Regions from separate parts of the Homo sapiens genome. Here region 1 is linked to region 2. Evidence: read pairs that join two places in POLR2A ChIA-PET (ENCODE). Cell type or tissue: OCI-LY7. All regions are shown on one strand. Region 1 overlaps LAMA2 (laminin subunit alpha 2). Region 2 overlaps LAMA2 (laminin subunit alpha 2).

Evidence for each region. ChIA-PET counts read pairs that join two places held together with the same protein. Peaks named below come from ENCODE experiments on the same cell type or tissue, not always from the same donor. Only the 100,000 strongest peaks of a DNase experiment are listed, where the experiment ranks them.
Region 1: POLR2A ChIA-PET joins it to region 2 with 5 read pairs; 2 of 35 experiments call an interaction of 5 or more read pairs at or near these places.

What each region holds. Positions count from the first base shown.
Region 1 is chr6:129,230,589-129,238,588 of GRCh38, reverse strand. The region is part of intron 12 of LAMA2 (laminin subunit alpha 2); the gene reads right to left. Among named protein-coding and RNA genes, the nearest start is that of LAMA2, 350 kb to the right of the region's middle. In OCI-LY7, no CTCF peak of the experiment used is centred here; a DNase peak (open chromatin) is centred at 4,628; H3K4me3 peaks cover 337 bases; H3K27ac peaks cover 672 bases.
Region 2 is chr6:129,162,782-129,170,781 of GRCh38, reverse strand. It overlaps LAMA2 (laminin subunit alpha 2), which reads right to left. Exons shown (of 65, transcript NM_000426.4): 9 at 5,107-5,206. Among named protein-coding and RNA genes, the nearest start is that of LAMA2, 280 kb to the right of the region's middle. In OCI-LY7, no CTCF peak of the experiment used is centred here; no DNase peak of the experiment used is centred here.

The sequences.
Region 1 (8,000 bases), 68 kb before region 2:
TCTCTCTCTCTCACACACACACACACACACACATGAACACGCTCAGTGGTTTCATGTGACTATAATGCAAAAGTATATGTTTAAGAATGAGACTTACCCACTTTCTAATTGTAGTCTATATATTTGCTGTGTGATTTTGGGAAAATTAATTCAACTCTGAATTATACGTTATGTTATGTCTAAAAGGGCATGAAAATACCTACTTTGAAGGGTTTTAAAAAGAAATTCATAAGAGGAACACAGAACCCATTCTTCATGTTCTATAGTAACAGGCAGATAGAATTTATTTAAACATTATTTCTTTTCCTCTCCTAATTATTCTTGGGATTCAGTAAGTTCAGAATAGATTTTTGAATTAGATTTTAAATGCTTGTGTGGAAAAAAATATAATTGTCTCTCTTCCTTTTTTTTTTTTTGAGATGGAGTCTTGCTCTGTTGCCCAGTCTGGAGTGCAATGGCACTATCTTGGCTCACTGCAACCTCTGTCTCCCAGGTTCAAGCAATTAAGTGATTCTCATGCCTCAGCCTCCCAAGTAGCTGGAATTATAGGTGTGCACCACCATGCCTGGCTTTTTTTTTTTTTTTGTATTTTTAGTAAACACAGGGTTTCACCATGTTGGCCAGGCAGGTCTCGAACTCATGGCCTCAGGGATTCGCCTGCCTCAGCCTCCCAAAGTGGTGAGATTACAGGCGTGAGCCACCACACCCAGCCCAAAATGTCATTTTTCACCCATTGGATTGCCAAAGACCCAAAAGTTTGATAATATACTCTATTAGAGAGGGGTTTAGGGAAACAAGTACTCTCATGCATTGGTGGTAGCATGTCTAAAATATATGGGTTCAATTTGGCAATATCTGTTAAAATTATAAATGCATATATACTTTGACATAGCAGTTTCACCTTCAGAGATTTATCCCACAGTTATAAGGGTGCATGTGAGAAACAGCTGGGCACATGGCTATTCACTGAAACACGCTTGCAATCCCAGCACTTTGGGAGGCTGAGAAGGGTGACTCATGAGTTCAGGAGTTCAAGACCAGCCTGGCCAAGATGGTGAAACCCTGTCTCTACTAAAAATACAAAAATTAGCTGGGCATGGTGGCAAGCACCTGTAATCCCAGCTACTCGGGAGGCTGAGGCAGAGAATCACTTGAACCCGGGAGGTGGAGGTTGCAGTGAGCCGAGATCACACCACTGCACTCCAGCCTGGGTGATAGAGCAAGACTCCATCTCCAACAACAACAACAACAACAACAGAAAAACAATGTATAACAACGTTTGTAGTAAAAAATATTGAAAATGTCCGTACGTCCATCAATAGGGGTTGCAATTAAACATGTTAAAAATGATGATGGAAATGACAACTCACACTGACATTATGCTTTGCAAGTGCTAAGCACTCTACAATGTGGCTTTGGATATGTTCATTCATTACATTCTCAAAACACCACACACAACCTTATGTGGTAAGAATCTTATAACTGTTACATTGATTTTAAAGATGAGGGAATTGAAGCATTGAGTACTTACATAACTTGTTCAAGGTTACAAAGATGGCAGGTGGTGAAAGCAGGATTTGAACCTTCACAGTCTAGTACTAGAGTCAATGTTTAACCTCTGTGCTGATTGCTGAACACGTTTGAGTGCATTCATTCAATGAAATACACAATCATAGATACATATGATATATTACATATACTTACACATATAATGAAGAAACTATCCAATATGGAATTAACTTCAAATTATATTACATAAAAATTATACTGTGCTCTTATAATGTGTATAGTATGTTTCCACTTGTATAAGATGAGGAAAAATAAATATATATATACTTATATGTGTGTGAGTGTGCATGTACATATATACACATGAGTATATATTAATCTATTAAAACATGGAAGAATAGAAATAGGGAAAATAAGAGTTAAGTCCAAAATACATGCTACTTACTATTTCAATGTTATTTATTCTTAAATTAATTTTGTCAGATGAAATGACTCATAAAAATATCAGCCTTACTACCTGGAATATCTGAATGAGGTGAAATATTTGTGACTTTGGCACCTGCAAAATGAAACATAACAAAGCAAAAAGTGTTTTATAAGGGGTGCTCTTAAAACGTATTCAGATATTCAGAGGTTTTTATAGAAGGGTGACATTGAAGAAAACAAGGGAAGGGAGTTCTGAGCATTAGCCAGCACTGCCGAAACCAGATGTTTCATTTTAAAAATACTTGTTTCTTAAGAACAAAATGAAAACCAAAATATAGAATATGAAAGTGAAAAAAGCTGAGATTATGTCTCAGTTGAGTATCTCACAGAAATAGAACTTTGGACAAATTATTTACCTCGGTGAACATTAACAGCATCGTCTCTACTGTGCAAATTTCAAAAATTTTCTTGCTCATTTTACTGTGTTACAGTATTTTGAGATTCATATGAACTAATGTTTAACACATTTTGGAGGCTATACATATGTACAGTTTTATAATTGACACATTTAGTTCTAAAATTCCCTGACTTAAATGATAATAAAAATCAGATCATATGACTTTAATGAAGTGTTCAAGATTTCTTGCTTAATAGGGAAATTTTCTAACATGAGAACTTACTGCTTTCAAGTAAGTACATTGCACAGTATTTCAGATTTGTCTTCACTTTATTTCTTTTTATCTTGAGTAGATAAATCATTAGAATAAATAGCCTTGGCAGAGTCTGCACATTTCATCACACATATAAGTAGGTCAGACTGTGGCCTTTTTAACCCAAAAGAGGAAGGAGAAGAAGAAAGAAGAAAAAGAAAACAATGGCCAAAGTTTCCAAATAAAGCTGAGCATTTTTTATGAGAAACATGAGAGCGTTGGTGATTTTTCTACTAAGTTCCCCAATTCCCATAAACTATAGGTACCCTTTAGAACAAAGGAGTACAAACTGTTCTTTACTATTTTCTAAGAAAACAGAGTTCCTGCCATACAAAGGCAGACAGACCCTCAGGACATTCCAAAGTTCCTGCTAAGAGTTCAAAGTGGGCCATGAAAGTTGTCCTATCAATCACAACATAAAACACACACTTTCTCATACTCTCAAAGGGGTGCAAATATTTATGCAGCTTTGGACACTTATTTTCTTCATATGCTTTCACATCAGAGGAGCAATTGTATACTTCTTGTAGGGGACCATTATTATTGGTCTTTTGAAGAGGTGCTGACCATGCAGAATAAGTGAAGGGAGACACAGGGGGAGCACCAGTGTCTTTGAGTCTTCTTGTTAGAATTCATTCACTTTTCACTAAGGCTTGGTAAAAGCAAAATTGGATATTCTAGTAGCATAGTAATTGGTAAGAGCCTATTCTTTTTGTCCACAAACTCTACGTACTGAAATACCTAATGTTTATTTTGTACCAGTTCAGTTGGTTCTAAGCCCCTTGGCCCCTGGAAGTTTCCTGCTTGTCTTTCACATGGGCATTCACTAGTGAATGTAAAATTTGCTCAGATAGGCAAACTAAGTTCTTGTACAGGTTTGAATTATAAAATTATCTTCTTAACATTTCAGAAATATGTGTAAGATTTTACTCCCACTTTTAAAAATCATACATTTCCATCTAAAATAAACTAGAATAAGACCTGGTGAACTTAATTTACTAGATTTCATTCACTCAAAAACATAGACCTCAATTTACAGTAGGCTACTAAGATGAAACTGGCTGAGTAATTGACAGATTTTTCTTTGCTTTATCTAGTTTCATAAAGACACAGAGTCGATAATATGTTTTATGCCCCCTGTTATATTCCTAGGTGGTTTATCTATTGAATACTTGAAACACCGTACGTGTAATTAAATTTTCTAAATAACATAAAAGTACATACACAATTGATAATGAGCATATTGACTTACTAGCATCAATATGGCTTACATTTCAAAAATGCAGTTTTGATTTTGCAGCTATTTATAAAATGTACCCCCAAATAAATATTTTGTTTTTAATGAAATTTACTTATTCAATTTAAACTGTATTTATGCTAATGGATTTCTTATTATGAAAAAATTCCAATTCCAAGATAACATGTATATGGTAGAAGAAATATCACTAATAATTCTTTTTTCAACTTACTTCTCATCTTTGTTATACTTTGAACATCCTGATTCTGTGATATAAGTAAAAAACTCAAGAAATTCAGCAAAATGGGGTGCCCTCTGAGGGGCTTCTATATAACAACAACTAGATTGGAAGAATTATTATAATGAATGTTTGACTTTTTGGATTTTCATCTATGTGTGGTATTATGTAGACATCATTTAAATTGGTTGCATATTTGGACATTAATTACTGGAGGCTTTTCTAATTACAAATACAGTCTTTTTATCTAATGCATATATCTCCAGGCCTTGCAAACCAATGGATAGAAATAAAGTCTCATATTGGAGTCCAGTAAGAATAGTTCTTAGTTCCCTTTACGTCTCCAAAGCAAATTTGTTCCGGCCTCCCATCAAGATAACTCTTCACTACTCGGCTGCAACTTCCCATAGTGAGAACTTTGCTTCAGGCAAAGCCGCTCTTAACCTTCAGGATATCAAGCCTGCCCTTGGTCAGATGCGGAAAAAAAGAGTTCCTCAACCCTGTGTCAAAATTTGTCTCACAACATTTTTCACAAAAATATCTTCTTAACTTTCAGTTCTTCTTTTTGCTCTACTGGAGCGGAGTTTCAGACCAGTTTTTCAAGACCCTTAGTGAAGGGGAAAAGGAAAAAAAGGACAAATACCATAAAATCTCTATGATATTTTTATCCCATTGCTTTCTCCAAATCTTGGGCACAAAATACTTCCTTTCTGTTTAAAGAAGAAAGCCTTCATATACAGTTGACACCTGAACAACACAGGTTTGAACTGTGCAAGTCCGGTCCATTTATACGCGGATTTTCTTCTGTCTCTGCCTCCCCTGAGACAGCAAGACCAACCCCTCCTCTTCTTCCTCCTCCTTAGCCTTTTCAACATGAAGATGATGCAGATGAAGACCTTTAAGATGATCAACTTTCACTTGATTAACACAAATATATTTTATCTTCCTTATGATTTTCTTAGTATTTTCTTTTCTCTCTAACACACTTTATTATAAGAATACAGCATATATACATATGAAATACAAAATATGTTAATAAATTGCTTATGTTATCAGTAAGGCTTCTGTTCAACAGTAGACTCTTAGTAGTTATGTTTTTAGGGAGCTAAAAATTATAAACAAATTTTCAACTGTGTAGAGGTCAGCATCCCTAATCCCTGCATTGTGCAAGGGTCAACTGTACATTGCATTAGTTTCCTATTGCTACCGTAACAAACTTAGCAATTGAAAGCAACACAAATATATTATCTCATGGTTCTGTAGGTGAATATTCCAACATATGCATCCTTGTTGGAATACAGTTCTGTAGGCGAATATTCCAATATGGGTCTCCTTTAGCTAAAATGACTAAAATGATGGTGTCGGCATGGATACATTCCTTTCTGGTGGCTCTAGAGGAGAATCTATCTCCTTGTTCATTCAGGTTGTTGGCAGAATTCATTTCTTGTGGTTGTGGAACTGAGGTTCCCATTTCCTTGCTGTTTGTCAGCCAATGCTCTTTTCCAGGTTCTAGAGGTCATTCACATTCCTTGGTTCAAGGGACTCTCCATCTTTAAAGCCAGAAATGATGAATGAAATATTTTTCATGCTTCAAACTTCTCCTTCCTCTTCTTCCATTGTTTCATCACTCTGACCCCCTCTTCTACTTTTAAGGTCTCATGTGACTGGATTCGGTCCACCTGGATAACGCAGGATCATCTTCCCACCTTAAGGTTCTTAAACTTAGTCACATTTGCAAAGTCCCTTTTGCCATGTAAGAGGGAACATATTTACAGGTTCTGGAAATTCAGCTATGGGTATCTTGGAGGAGGGCATTATTTAGCCTACAACATACAAATCAGTCAATATAAAGAAATACCTGAGGGATTCACTAGCCAGAATTTTAATTTGAAATCCATTGCTATTATTATAATTTTGAAATAATAAAATTAAAACATTTGGGGGAAGGTAAATATGGAGAAAAAAATCAGGAATGTACGTATCTATATTTTGTTCTAAGATATAGGATGGCCCCACAGTCTTCAGAAATTAATAGGAGTTAGAAGATTAAATTATAACACCTGGGAAAGGAAGGCTTACATTTAAAATTCTGACAGCCTTCTAACAACAGGACTGCAGCCCTGGCAGACACTGCTATAATAAGAATATATACCTTTCTATCTATGTAATGTCATTTAAGCAGGAAGAAGCTGAGATCTCCTTAGAATATAAATCATGTCAAAAGTAAGAGTTAAACTCCAAAATAAATTTAGTAAAACTTAAAGTGAGTTTTCTAAGCCTAGCACATATCGACACAAATTAGGACCATATTGTACATATGCTGTATGATGATAATATTCTGCCAAACAAGAAAATGTCTTCTTTAAATAGACAGCTATATTTTTCAGGTTATTGTGCTGAAAGGAAAGAACTTCGTATAATGCAGTTTCAATCAAAAGGACATAAGTGATCACTACTGTATCAACATTACTTTTTGAAAGGTATTTGGAACTCCATATATATTGCATGGCTATATTGATAGTAACTACATAGAGGTTGAAGACATTTATTTGTTTATAAACAAATGTCACTAATATCTAATGGCATGCCATTTCAGAAGCTGGACATTTTCTTCAAGCAGTTAAATTGTTTTATGTCTAAGATGCACTAAATGATATTTTGGAGGGCATATGTTCCTCCAAATAATAAATAATAAAAAACTTAGTTGGTTTTTATTTAAAAAAATTCAGGCTCACTATTTTAATCATCAATGTAAAAAGAAAGAGGAGGAAAGTGCATGGGTAGTTTAAGGAACTAAAGGACAAAGGAATAAAGTGTGTGTATGCCTAGAAAAAACGTGGCTTCTGACAGTGCTGCCTTAGCAGCCTAGAACAATTCAATGTCAACATGAATGGAAGGGAAGTGAACAACCAGAATGTAATATTGTAAAACATTTTTCCATTCTCCAAGTCATAGACACATTTTTATACTGTTTACTATATAATAGTGATAATGATAATTCATACTTCATGGCACTGTGGGAAAATCAAATCAGATAATGCAGGCAAAACAATTAACTCTGCGCCAGGTATACACATGAACACTTAATACATTCCAAATATATGCATGAATGCTCCATACATTTCAGTTACTATTTGTCTAAGAAATAAGGCAACTATTTAAACGATTGGTAGCAATTCCTATGTGTTCAGTAAAGCATAATTTCAAAATAATAACCTATGCCTTCTTTGTTTCTATGTTTTGTGCTAGATATAATAAATAGATGTTCAGATTAATTTTTGCATTTGCATAAGTAATTTAATGTTATATAAACTAGCCTTGCTTTGGGGAACATATAGAAAAAAATTCCATTCTAAAAAAGAAGGAAATGCAATGGAGTTAAAGCACTGTCAAGGATTATATACTGTTCCTTTAATTTGTGGCAAAGTGCTACTGATATTTAGTGTACAGCACACTAAATGTGTACTGTACCACTTTACCTTTATCCTTTAGGCCAAGGATACTAAATATCCTCTAAGGCCTTGTATAGTCCTATAAAAGAAAGACTTGTCTTGGCTACAGTACTAATAGCATTTAGGGAGACAATGGGAAATCGCTGTAGCTTGAGGGTTTCTCATCACTGTCTTAGATTCCATGGTCAATTATTTTAATCTCTAGTTTTACTGTATTCACTTGGCTTAACCACAACGTCAGTTAAATCTAACCTCTATCTTCTCTGTACCTGCAACTGCTGAGCTGGATACATCTGAAGAAACTCATAGTACCTGTTGACTGACCTTGCTTCAAATTCATGATTACTAAACTCACATAGATCCCTAATGCTGTCTGGTCCATGTTCTTTGCTATGTTCCTGGATACTTTTTCATACTTTCTCTTTTCT
Region 2 (8,000 bases):
CTTTAACACCCCACTGTCAACATTAGACAGATCAACGAGACAGAAAGTCAACAAGAAGTCAACAAGGATACCCAGGAATTGAACACAGCTCTGCACCAAGCGGACCTAATAAACATCTACAGAACTCTCCACCCCAAATCAACAGAATATACATTTTTTTCAGCACCACACCACACCTATTCCAAAATTGACCACATACTTGGAAGTAAAGCTCTCCTCAGCAAATGTAAAAGAACAGAAATTATAACAAACTATCTCTCAGACCACAGTGCAATCAAACTAGAACTCAGGATTAAGAATCTCACTCAAAACTGCTCAACTACATGGAAACTGAACAACCTGCTCCTGAATGACTACTGGGTACATAACGAAATGAAGGCAGAAATAAAGATGTTCTTTGAAACCCATGAGAACAAAGACACAACATACCAGAATCTCTGGGACGCATTCAAAGCAGTGTGTAGAGGGAAATTTATAGCACTAAATGCCCACAAGAGAAAGCAGGAAAGATCCAAAATTGACACCCTAACATCACAATTAAAAGAACTAGAAAAGCAGGAGCAAACACATTCAAAAGCTAGCAGAAGGCAAGAAATAACTAAAATCAGAGCAGAACTGAAGGAAATAGAGACACAAAAAACCCTTCAAAAAATTAATGAATCCAGGAGCTGGTTTTTTGAAAGGGTCAACAAAATTGATAGACCGCTAGCAAGACTAATAAAGAAAAAAAGAGAGAAGAATCTAATAGATGCAATAAAAAATGATAAAGGGGATATCACCACGGATCCCACAGAAATACAAACTAAAATCAGAGAATACTACAAACACCTCTATGCAAATAAACTAGAAAATCTAGAAGAAATGGATAAATTCCTCGACACATACACTCTCCCAAGACTAAACCAGGAAGAAGTTGAATCTCTGAATAGACCAATAACAGGATCTGAAATTGTGGCAATAATCAATAGCTTACCAACCAAAAAGAGTCCAGGACCAGATGGATTCACAGCCGAATTCTACCAGAGGTACAAGGAGGAACTGGTACCATTCCTTCTGAAACTATTCCAATCAATAGAAAAAGAGGGAATCCTCCCTAACTCATTTTATGAGGCCAGCATCATTCTGATACCAAAGCCAGGCAGAGACACAACCAAAAAAGAGAATTTTAGACCAATATCCTTGATGAACATTGATGCAAAAATCCTCAGTAAAATACTGGCAAAACGAATCCAGCAGCACATCAAAAAGCTTATCCACCATGATCAAGTAGGCTTCATCCCTGGGATGCAAGGCTGGTTCAATATACACAAATCAATAAATGTAATCCAGCATATAAACAGAGCCAAAGACAAAAACCACATGATTATCTCAATAGATGCAGAAAAAGCCTTTGACAAAATTCAACAACCCTTCATGCTAAAAACTCTCAATAAATTAGGTATTGATGGGACGTAATTCAAAATATTAAGAGCTATCTATGACAAACCCACAGCCAGTATCATACAGAATGGGCAAAAACTGGAAGCATTCCCTTTGAAAACTGGCACAAGACAGGGATGCCCTCTCTCACCGCTCCTATTCAACATAGTGTTGGAAGTTCTGGCCAGGGCAATTAGGCAGGAGAAGGAAATAAAGGGTATTCAATTAGGAAAAGAGGAAGTCAAATTGTCCCCGTTTGCAGACGACATGATTGTATATCTAGAAAACCCCATTGTCTCAGTCCAAAATCTCCTTAAGCTGATAAGCAACTTCAGCAAAGTCTCAGGATACAAAATCAATGTACAAAAGTCACAAGCATTCTTATACAACAACAACAAACAGAGAGCCAAATCATGAGTGAACTCCCATTCACAATTGCTTCAAAGAGAATAAAATACCTAGGAATCCAACTTACAAGGGATGTGAAGGACCTCTTCAAGGAGAACTACAAACCACTGCTCAAGGAAATAAAAGAGGATACAAACAAATGGAAGAACATTCCATGCTCATGGGTAGGAAGAATCAATATCGTGAAAATGGCCATACTGCCCAAGGTAATTTACAGATTCAATGCCATCCCCATCAAGCTACCAATGCCTTTCTTCACAGAATTGGAAAAAACTACTTTAAAGTTCATATGGAACCAAAAAAGAGCCCGCATCGCCAAGTCAATCCTAAGCCAAAAGAACAAAGCTGGAGGCATCACACTACCTGACTTCAAACTATACTACAAGTCTACAGTAACCAAAACAGCATGGTACTGGTACCAAAACAGAGATATAGATCAATGGAACAGAACAGAGCCCTCAGAAATAACGCCGCATATGTACAACTACCTGATCTTTGACAAACCTGAGAAAAACAAGCAATGGGGAAAGGATTCCCTGTTTAATAAATGGTGCTGGGAGAACTGGCTAGCCATATGTAGAAAGCTGAAACTGGATCCCTTCCTTACACCTTATACAAAAATCAATTCAAGATGGATTAAAGACTTAAACGTTAGACCTAAAACCATAAAAACCCTAGAAGAAAACCTAGGCAGTACCATTCAGGACATAGGCATGGGCAAGGACTTCATGTCTAAAACACCAAAAGCAATGGCAACAAAAGACAAAATTGACAAATGGGATCTAATTAAACTAAAGAGCTTCTGCACAGCAAAAGAAACTACCATCAGAGTGAACAGGCAACCTACAAAATGGGAGAAAATTTTTGCAACCTACTCATCTGACAAAGGGCTAATATCCAGAATCTACAATGAACTCAAACAAATTTACAAGAAAAAAACAAACAACCCCATCAACAAGTGGGCGAAGGACATGAACAGACACTTCTCAAAAGAAGACATTTATGCAGCCAAAAAACACATGAAAAAATGCTCATCATCACTGGCCATCAGAGAAATGCAAATCAAAACCACAATGAGATACCATCTCACACCAGTTAGAATGGCAATCATTAAAAAGTCAGGAAACAACAGGTGCTGGAGAGGATGTGGAGAAATAGGAACACTTTTACACACTGTTGGTGGGACTGTAAACTAGTTCAACCATTGTGGAAGTCAGTGTGGCCATTCCTCAGGGATCTAGAACTGGAAATACCCTTTGACCCAGCCATCCCATTACTGGGTATATACCCAAAGGACTGTAAATCATGCTGCTATGAAGACACATGCACACGTATGTTTATTGCGGCATTATCCACAATAGCAAAGACTTGGAACCAACCCAAATGTCCAACAATGATAGACTGGATTAAGAAAATGTGGCACTTATACACCATGGAATACTATGCAGCCATAAAAAATGATGAGTTCATGTCCTTTGTAGGGACATGGATGAAATTGGAAAACATCATTCTCAGTAAACGATTGCAAGAACAAAAAACCAAACACCACATATTCTCACTCATAGGTGGGAATTGAACAATGCTATCACATGGACACAGGAAGGGGAATATCACACTCTGGGGACTGTTGTGGGGTGGGGGGAGGGGGGAGGGATAGCATTGGGAGATATACCTAATGCTAGATGACGAGTTAGTGGGTGCAGTGCACCAGCATGGCACATGTATACATATGTAACTAACCTGCACATTGTGCACATGTACCCTAAAACTTAAAGTATAATTAAAAAAAATAAAAACTGAATCGGAAAAAAGGCTCAATATTTTTAAATTTGGAAGTAAGACTGGGATAAATAGGTTGAAGAGGACACTTATTATTTTATTTCTTTACTATTAAGAATTTATTTTACTATGTATTGTTTTTACAATAATTGAAAAGTAATTATATGGAATAAGTATTATTAAAGGATTGGTTAAAATAAACAAAAATTTGAAACAATCTTAATGTCCATATAAAGTTGAGAGGGTAAATAATTATGGCACGACCATATAATAATGTGTTATTTAGGTGCTGAAGCCAGACTTCAGAGAAAGTTTTCATAGATTTTTGGGGAAACTCATCACATAAAGTTAAGAGGAGCAATATCAGAAATTTTTGTATGCATTATGACAGAAATATATGAAAATGTTAATAGTGGTATCTCTCCTGAATTACCACTGAATTGTATATTTATTTTTCTACTTTTCCATTTTTATTCTGTGATCATATACTCATTACTCAAAAAGGGGTAGGGAAGAGTTAAATGATATTAATGAAAACAACATTGTGATTTACTTGTAAACACAAAGAGAAAAGGCTTAAAACGAAAAGTGAGCTCAGTAATTCATCATTCGACTATCAAAACGTATCCGTTTTTTAATATTTCAAAATTTAGTCTACATGTAATGCTCAGATTGATAATCCTACAGTTTTATAAAGAAAGCAGGTAACAAGAATTGTACCTAAGAAACATTGCTGGTCTTTTAACGCTAAAGTCATTAGGGAAAAAAACACTACATTGTAGCCTTGATTAATTTTAGTCTTTCTAGAGAAGAAGCGTCCCAGTGCATTCTATGAATTTCCTACTTAAACTTGGCGAGCAACTGCCCTGGAAGTAGCTCCCAAACGCTTTTATATCAAGGAGTTATGTTGGCATTTGATTTCTTAATGTTTGGAGTTCATGAATTTCATTCCTCAAAGGAAGGCTTTAGCTTAAATTAGTGTCAGCCTCTTTCTGTTCATTAATTCATGACTACTACCTTCTTAGTCCTTTATGAACACTTCTTGCTTTCTATATTATTGCCTACATCTCAGTGTGTGAGTTCTTCTATTTGCTTTTCCCACTACAGCACACACATTCCTCAGTGAACGCTGGCATTTCATGCTAGAACTCATAGAAGCTACAAACAATCTAATAAATAACACGATATGAAAAAATTACATATACCACAGATTTGTGATTGACTCTCTCTCTTTCTTTATCTCTGTGTATGTGTGTGTGTGTATCTCAAAATACATAATTCAACTCTTCTTGCTATGAAAACATTATAATTAAACATGAAAGTAATTATTGAGATGAGTTTAAAAACTACTTCCTGGAGGGAACGCTAATACACTGATAGATTAAAGAATAAATTTATTACATGAATAACATTTACTGCAAAATATTCTTCTGAAAATAATCATATTTGGCTTTTAGTTGTCCTTTTATCAGAGCAGTGACATTCTGCTGCAGCTCTCACCTCGTCGAGCATGTTTCTCATCCTTGACACAGACTTCATTTAAGGAACCAATTGGATCGCAATGACATGGCTGGCATGGCCTTGGATAATTTGGAGATACCTAACAAAAATATTAAAATGAATTTAACGAAGTGTAATAGAAACAGCAATATTTTTCACTTCAGCAAACTTTTATAGACAAAGTAGTTTTAATAATACAGAGCAGCAAATTATTGAGAAAACTATAAGAATTACCTTTAATACATGTTTATAATTTCTAAAATCCAGTTCTTTTACATGCTTACACAAAAGTAAAGATAATAGAATAATAAATTCCTATATATTTGTTACTTAGATTCAATACTTATTGATATTTTCATGTTTTATTCCTTTTTATCTTGTATACATAGTATATCAACAAAGCTAGTTTACTTAAACAAAACTACACTGTGTTCATATACTGTATATACAAGATTTATTTTCCAGATGTAATAGGAAAAAAAAAAAAAACTAAATTATTTGCCCAAGAAATGCCCACCTATTCAATATAGTTCATATGTATATATATCTAGGCTTAATTTACAAATGAAAACTTGTTTGCTACTATAAATCAGAGTGTTAAAATTAGACTTATTTATATACCTCACTGAATCTCAATTAACTAAGTTCACAGGTCAGTTTCAAAATCATCATTTGTTTAAGATACATTCATTCATTCCCCCATTATGAAGTTGGGACTGTGCACAGAATAGGTAAGGCATATTTTATATACACATATAAATTAAATGTCATTAAGTGGAAAAATCTAAAATCAAATTTTAAGACAATAATTTTATGAACATCATAGAGATAAATTCTTTAGCTGTTAAACTGCAATTCACAAAATTTGCATAACAATACCCTTCCCAGCCTTAACTGATCCCTTTATTGTATATTCACTCAGGAGATTCTAGGAAATTCAGTGGAAAGCAACCGCTGGAAACTGAACAAGGTGAGAAGAGTTTTCAGGTGCTACCAACCATAAAGTAAAGAGAATTCAGACTTTAAGTTAACTACATTAGAAATGTTTGATGAATACCTGGAGTTTTCCACTAATCTGTCCTAACAAAGTATGAAAGTAAACTTTCATGACTTCATGGTGATCACTCAGCAAGTTTATTACTAATTAGAACCAATTCAAACTCTTCAGAGGAACATAACAGAAACCAGTGTCTGCATTGTATTCTCCGAAATGTCCTGTAGAGATGATAAATTACAGTAGTCCTCACCTCATCTGTAGTTTTGCTGTCTGAGGTTTCAGTTATCATGGTTAACCACAGTTCGAAAATATTAAATGGAAAACTCCAGAAATAAATAATTGAAAAGTTTTAATTTGCATGTCATTTTGAATAGTGTGGTGAAATCTCGGGCCATCTTGCTCTGTCGCACCAGGGATATGAATCATCCCCTTGTCCAGCATATCTATGCTGTATAGACACTACCCTCCTGTTAGTCACTTAGTCCCATCACAGGTATCAGATAGAAAAAACATAGTATATATAGGTTTGGTACTATCTGTGATTTCAGGTATCAACTGGGGTTCCTGGAACATATCCTCTGTGAATAAAGGAGGACTACTGTATTAGATATACAGGAAAGAAACAGGAAAATGTTGACCTTATTAAAAAAAGAAGTTGATAAAAGCAGATCCTGAGGTGACCCAGATATTGAAATTAGCATACAAGGAAGTCAACGTAAGTTCTGTAAATATGTCCGAGAATATAAAGGAAACAATGTTTATAATGAGTGAAGGTATGGAGTATTTCAGAGAAATGGAAGCTGTAAGGAACATAAGAACTCCAGAAAGCTGAAAAGTAAAATACCTCAATTTAATAATTCACTGGATATGCTTAACATCAGGTAGAGATGATAGGAGGAAGAGTAGTCAACCTAATGACTACTTTTGTAGTCATCTGGCCATAGGCCAGGATTTGGTCTACAGGCCAAAGTTTTCTCAAACATGATACTATTGTTAAAAGTAAATATAATGAGAATTTATTTATTTATTTATTTGTATTTATTTTTGAGATAGGGTCTCGCTCTCTTGCCCAGGCTGAAGTGCACTGGTGCAAGCTTGACCCACTGCAACCTCACTTCCTGGGTTCAAGCTATTCTCCTGCCTCAGTCTCCTGAGTAGGTGATATTACAGGTGCCTGCCACCATGCCTGGCTAAATTTTGTATTTTTAATAGAGACAGGGTTTCACCATGTTGGCCAGGTTGGTCTTAAACTCCTGACCGCAAGCGACTTGCCTGCTTCGGCCTTCCAAAGTACTGGGATTCCTGGGGTGAACCACTGTGCCCGGCCTAATGAGAATATTTTAAAATCAGCTAGTAAATTAAAGATACATTATATGTAGACCAAAGTATAATGACAGATGAATGGAAATGATCCAATCTAAAGAACGGAGAAAGAAAAAAAATTACTTAGCACTGCCTCAGATACAATGAACGCCCTAGCACACATGCAGCTGGAGTCCTAGAAAGAGAAGGAAAAACACTGGTCAAAAAACAGGTTTTAAACAAAAGCCTAAAAAAAATAAGTAAAAATAAAAAAAATAGCCTAAAATTTCCTAAATGTGGAATAAAATCTCAATTTATAGTTCCTAGAAGCTTTGTGAATCAAGCAAGGTAAGCTTGAAAGCCAAACATAGACACATCATAGTTTATTTAACTCTGAGGTTGGAAAACTTTTCTGTAAAGGGCCAGATAGTAAAATAAGCCATATAAAGACTCTCTTCATTCTTCCTCCTCTTCTTCCCCCCCCTCCTAGTTCTCTTCATTCTCCCCTTCTTCTACTTCTCCTTTTAACAAACCTTTACAAATGTAAAAACATCCTTTGCTTACAGATCATACAAATATAGGCCATGAGTCAGAT